Linked DNA regions of Homo sapiens: region 2 is linked to region 1. A link is a contact called in ENCODE Hi-C data. All regions are on one chromosome and are shown on one strand. The core of a region is the stretch at or near the end of the contact, and the rest is flanking DNA. Distances in the headings are between cores, read along the strand shown. Region 1 holds the start of AGAP3 (ArfGAP with GTPase domain, ankyrin repeat and PH domain 3). Region 2 holds the start of XRCC2 (X-ray repair cross complementing 2).

The links. A loop is a pair of places that touch in the nucleus more often than their neighbours do. Pooled maps may share reads with other maps.
Region 2: a pooled map shows a loop between it and region 1 (7-fold over the local background). The contact joins the promoter of XRCC2 here to the promoter of AGAP3 in region 1. A Hi-C loop is called at or near these places in 3 of 37 single-sample maps with no recorded cell type and 6 of 50 pooled maps.

The regions. Positions count from the first base shown.
Region 1 is chr7:151,085,078-151,088,047 of GRCh38, reverse strand. AGAP3 (ArfGAP with GTPase domain, ankyrin repeat and PH domain 3) reads right to left here and starts at 1,573. Exons shown (of 18, transcript NM_031946.7): 1 at 976-1,573. The coding sequence starts at 1,306. RefSeq lists an enhancer at 18-177 and silencers at 398-667, 1,028-1,097, 1,464-1,553, 1,604-1,853.
Region 2 is chr7:152,674,673-152,677,595 of GRCh38, reverse strand. XRCC2 (X-ray repair cross complementing 2) reads left to right here and starts at 1,455. Exons shown (of 3, transcript NM_005431.2): 1 at 1,455-1,555. The coding sequence starts at 1,517. RefSeq lists silencers at 1,209-1,678, 1,979-2,068 and an enhancer at 1,134-1,978.

The DNA.
Region 1 (2,970 bases), core at 324-2,823:
CCACTGAGGCCAAACCCACCACCTGCCGGTGGGCGTCCCCTTTCAAACAGAGCTGGGGGAGGAAGCAGATGGCCCAGGGTGAGGCCCATCTGTCCGTGCCCGCTCGAAGGTCACCATGCCACCGGGGTGCCTGCGGGTGCCTCCAGCACCCACCACACCAGGGCTTGCGAGGCATCTGCCAGCAGCGTGCCACCACTTCCTGTGCCCTCAGCGGTCGAAAGTCCAGGGCCTAAGGGCCCAGAGAAAAAAGCGCTAGGCAGCGCAGTGGCCGGGGGTTTCCGGTCCCCGACTCCGGGTGCGGTGTCCCTGGCGGTCGGTCAGCACCCGGCTGCCCAGCAGCTGCCTCCAGACCGAGGAGCCGCGGATCCCCGTCAGGCTCATGACCCGGCCAAAGCGCGGATGGACCTGCCGGCGCCTCCCACGCGGTCGCTGAGCCTCAGCCCAGCGCCAGGCCCGGCCCGCTCCCGCTTGGCCGCCGCGGCGTAGGGGGTGTGCGTCGGGAGAGGGCGCCGCGGCGAGCGCCACCCTCCGGGCCTGCGGGCGCTGGGCCCGGGAAGGCTGCCATCCACTAACGCGAGGCTCCGATCCCCCGCCCCACTGCGGAGCAGGGCCCGGGCAGCGGCTAAGAAGCCTCCCCGGTCACGACCCCACCTCCCCGCAGCTGAAGCCCTCTGCCGCGCCCACCTTCCCCGGCCAGGCCTGGACAGATCTGGTCCCGGCCCCCCCAAGCGACACCACCTTCGCGCCCTGGAACACAGTCAGCAGAAAACCCCCAACCCCAAAGTGTCCCCGAACGAGATATGGCGAAGCTGCCCGCCGGTTCTGCAACACAGATCGGCAAACCTCGTGGCCTGGTCCTCAAGCGCGCAAGGACCCCCGACAGGGAGAGCATGGCCAGGCACGGCCTGTGGAGCCCTCGGCCGGCGCCGGAGAGGCCACTGCGCCCCGGCTCCCGCAGCCCCCGGCTCCGCTCACCCTCGATGGAGATGACGTGCTCCCGGATCTGGTTCTGCAGCGCCAAATCCTCGATGCGCTCGATCAGGTCGTAGATGGCGTAGATATTGGGATGCACGGACTCGAAGCGCTGGATCTCGGCCCGGATGGCCGCGGAGTTGGAGAGCGCGAACTGCTGGGGGGGCCCGCCGGCCAGCTGCTGCGAGGGGCCGCCGCCGCCCCCGGCCCCGGGCCCCGCGCCGCCGAACTGCCCGCCGCAGACGAGCTGCTGCGCGGCAGCGCCGCCGCCCCCCGGAGCCGCCAGGCTCTGCTGCTGCTGCGGGCTCTGCCCCCCGCCCGCCTGGAAGTTCATGGCTTCGGAGCCGTGGGGCCCGAGGCGGGCCCGGGGCGGCGCGGCGGAGGCGGCGGCGGCGGCGGCGGCGGCAGCGGCGAGCGGGAGCGCGGGGCTGGCGGGGCCGGGACTACTGGGCTGGCGGCGCGGGGCTAGCGCATGGAGCCGGGGGCCGGGGGCCGGAGGCCGAGGCCAGGAGGCGCCGCCGCGCACGCTGTGGCCGCCGCTGCCGAGCGCTTCCCAGCGCCGTGATCCCGCTGCCTCGGAGCAGCCTCCAGCGGCAACAACAACGGGACCGGGAGCGCGCGGCCCAGGCCCTCCCCCCGCGTCATGCGCACGCACCGCCGCCCCCGCCGGCTCCGGCACACGCAGCCCGAGCCCCCCTCCCCGCCGCCCCCGCCCCTCCTGCGCGCCGGCCCGGGCGCCCCCGCCCCTCGCTCGCTCGCTGGCTCTGCAGCCTCCACCCCCGAGCCGCGCGCTCCAGCCCTGGCGCCCCGGCCCCTCCCACTCAGCCTCGGCCCTTCCGCCTCCTCACCAGCCCCCACCCGCATTGCCTCGAGGGCCACCCTCGCGGAGGGGACAGCTGCCCTGGTCTCCTCCCGCGCCCGGCTGTCGCTTTCGCCTCCCTGCGCTGATCTGGGCGGGGTGTCGGATCTCTAGGCAATGCCCAAACAGTGCCCTGCGCCTGAGGGTGCTGCTGACCGAGGCTGATTGGCCGAGGAGTCCGCCCAGGCCCAGCTGCTCCTCGCTTACAGCGTCCCGCCTTCAGTGCGGCATAGGCTCCCCTGTCCCCAGGCTCCGAGGTCAGCCCTAGAGACCACCCTGCTGCCGGAGTTTTCTCCCTGTCTCCCTGCCCAGGCTCTCCACTGCCGGCTGCAGCAGTGCTCTCCTAAAAGACCCTCCCCCTGCCGGACTTGGGAGATTAGCTAAATGCTACCCGACCCCATTGGTACATAGAGGAAGAAGAGGGAGGGATGAAATAGTATATGCCTTTCTCCCCTACTCATCCCATTGGAGAGACCAACCAAAGCCCACGTGGCTCTCAATTTTTCTTGTCCTCACCCCTTGTCCATCCTGTCCTTTCACTCCCTCTAGGGCCAGGGAGCTCCCTGAAATGTCCCAGTTCCTCTGCAGTCCCATTGCCAAAGTGGGCTGCAGTTCTGTTAGCCCCCTCCCCCCCACCAACACACACACGTTTCCTAAAACCTACAAGAGGTGACATTTGCAGAGGCCGCAGCCAATAAATCTGCCAGAGATGTTGCAGGGTATCTGCTACCCCCAGATATCCTAGGGCATCAGTGACACACATCGTCCTTCTTACGCACACTTCCACTTCCCTGGCCAAGCTGGATCTTTTCCCAGCATGAAGCTGTCCACTGTTTGATTACCCACACAACTCAGCCCCAGAACCAACCCAGTCACTATTCCCGAGTTCCTTGTACCTTCCAAAGCACCTGGTGCAAGCTAATCAACACACAGGGTCTCCTAAGCTCCTGAGGAACCTGTGTTTCTATCTCCCTGCATAAGCTTAAGGATATCTTGTGCCCTCTCTGGGTTTCATCTGCGAAATATAGTGGTTGAACATAAAACCTAGTTCTGATGTTGTATAATTCTAAAAGTAACATCCAACATCTCTTTTAGGTGCTTAATTAGAATTGACAGCAGGAAGTAGCACCAGGTATACC
Region 2 (2,923 bases), core at 206-2,705, 1.6 Mb before region 1:
AGGCCGAGGCAGGCAGATCACAAGGTCAGGAGTTCGAGATCAGCCTGGCCAATATGGTGAAACCCCATCTCTACTAAAAATACAAAAATTAGCCTGGCGTGGTGGCACGTGCCTGTAGTCCCAGATACTTGGGAGGCTGAGGCAGAAGAATCACTTGAACCCGGGAGGCAGAGGTTGCAGTGAGCCGAGATGGTACCACTGCACTCCAGCCTGGGCGAGAGTGCAATGAGACTCCGTCTCCAAAAAAAAAAAAAAAAAGAAAAAAAGAAAAGTAAGTGGGGCACACGATTCAGGCCTAAGCTAACCAGACCAACCTCATTCCTGATGGTTGTTAATGTTTCAGATACGGGCCCGCAGCCCTACGTAGAGAAGAGGCCAAGGTAGAAAACATGAATCTGAGGTAAAAAGAAATGAGGTACTTGTTTGCCTCATCAAGCCTCTCAATTAAACTAACCTTGAAGCCTGTCTTACCTTTGGACTTCTAGTGATGTCACCCGGTAAAGCCCATTTGTTTCAGGACGTAAGAGTTGGGTTTTCTGTGACTTGGAACCAAAACCATTCCAATTTACAAAATGAGCAACTTTAATATTACCCATGAGAAATACTTCATTGGTATATGCTCTTTCCTAGCGTTTTTGAAAACTAAACTAGGTGGGTGAAAAGTATATCTTTGCATGAAACTTTTTCATTCCAGAAAACATTTTGTCATCTTGATAATAATGGCCAATGCTACTATATCCAAATTTTTGTCTTTTTTTTTTTTTGAGACAGAGTCTCGCTCTGCCGCTCAGGTGTGATGGCGCGATCTCGGCTCACTGCAACCTCTGCCTCCCTGGTTCAAGCGATTCTCCTGCCTCAGCCTCCCTGAGTAGCTGGGATTACAGGCATGCGCCACCACACCTGGCTAATTTTTGTATTTTTACTGTAGACGGGGTTTCACCATTTTGGCCAGGCTGGTCTCGAACTCCCGACTTCCAGTGATCCTCCTGCCTACCTCAAAAAGCAACTTGATAAATCCACAGGCTCGGTATATTTTAAAAATTCTTTTAAATACAGTATACTTTTCTCTTTTTTTCCAGAATTAACCATGAATCGCACACACAGCCAGAGGCTTTTAACCCGAGAACGGACAAAGGGGCCTGCTTGTGCAATACAATTATTTTTAATGGTTAAACAAATTAATACATAAGACCAGCTTTACCTAATATAATAATAACGAACCAAAGTTTACAACAGACAAGAAAAGCACCAGCTGTCCCCGCCACCCCGGAGCGATCTCCAAGGGGACGCGGGAGAGCGCCGCGGGGGACGCGGAAGTCTGACGTCACAGGAACTGGGGGCGGGGCGGGGAGGCCCGCACACCCTATTGCGCATGCTCCCGCCTCCCCGGCCGCGGCCTGGCGCAGTGCGCACGCGCGCGGGTGGGCGGGTTTGACTGGCCGTAGAGTCTGCGCAGTTGGTGAATGGCGTTGGTGGCGGGAAAGTTGAGTCTCTCCTGCGCCGAGCCTTCGGGGCGATGTGTAGTGCCTTCCATAGGGCTGAGTCTGGGACCGAGGTGAGAGCCGCCGGGTTGGGAGTGAGGGAGATGGGAACAAGGCCGCCGGTGGGCGAGGGGAGCCGAGGGAACCCGGGGGATTGGGAGGCTTGGGGCGGCGCGGCCTGGCCGGGCTGGGACCGGCCTCTCGGCCTAGACGCCCGCGATGCTGGCACCCTCTGCCACCTCTCACCTGGGCCCCAGGGGTCCGCCCCTGGGCAGCCTGGAGTCCTCCGAGGTGGGAGGACCGGGCGGAGGTGGAGGAAGTCTTTCTTTGGAAGACTTGCTGCCTGCCCAGATCGATATAACATACGAGGTCTCTCCTCCCAAGAGTTATGGTCTAAAAACCCCTCACAAATTAACTACCGTTGGAAATGTCAAGCTATGCAAGAAAAGCTAGAAAAGGGGAGGGGTCGCCCGTTGGAGCATTTGGAGCTTTTCTGGAACAGGTGGTGTTTGCGGAGGTTGCCTCACCTCCCTGTAGCCCACGTGTCTCTGCTTAGGGCAGCTGGCCCTCGCCACCCCCTAGTATTCGTTTCCAGCCCAGGTAGCTCCAGAGCCACACAAGCCGGTGGATGCCCCTCAAGAATTGAACCAAGTGTCCAGCACTTACTGTGTGTCAACTACGTGTTAAGGGATAGGAGTAAGCAACAAAAGACATAACTTCTGCCATTAAAGAACTAGTAAGGGAGGCTGCTGTAAGAATTACAGTATTGCACAAAAGTTTGTTGTCCATTAGAGGGGCGGGCATCATGGAAGATGCAGGAGGAGATGACTGAAGTTTCAAGGACCATTTGAAATGGTTTGGCAAGGAGAGGATGACATTCAGAGCGGAGACAGTCGGGAGTACATGGATTCTGAATTAAGCAAGAGCATGGCTAATTTAGATAACTGCAAGTATTTCTGTAAAATTGGAACAAAGGGAGTGAGGGACAATAGGTTGGGAAGTAAGCGCTGAGCAGTGGGCAGGGTATGAAGGATCTTTTATGCAGATGAGAGAGGAAGCAATCTCAAAAGAGTCAGCAAACATTTTTGTGGAGGGCCATGTGGTAAATATTTAGGCTTTGCAGGCCATGCCGTTTCTGTCACAGCCACTCAACTCTGCTGTTCTAATGGGAAGGCAGTCATAGATAAATAAAGGCACATGGCAGCGTTCCAATAAAGCTTTGTTTTTTGGATTTAGCCTGCTGGCCATAGTTTGATAATCCCTGTTCCTAAAGAGTAGAACCACTGCTTAGTATAAGAACGGCTACAGTTATAAACCATAGATATATATATATTTAAAAATATATTTATATATAATATATATTTAAAAATATATTTATATATAATATATATTTAAAAATATATTATATAAATATATATTTAAAAATATATTTATAATATAGA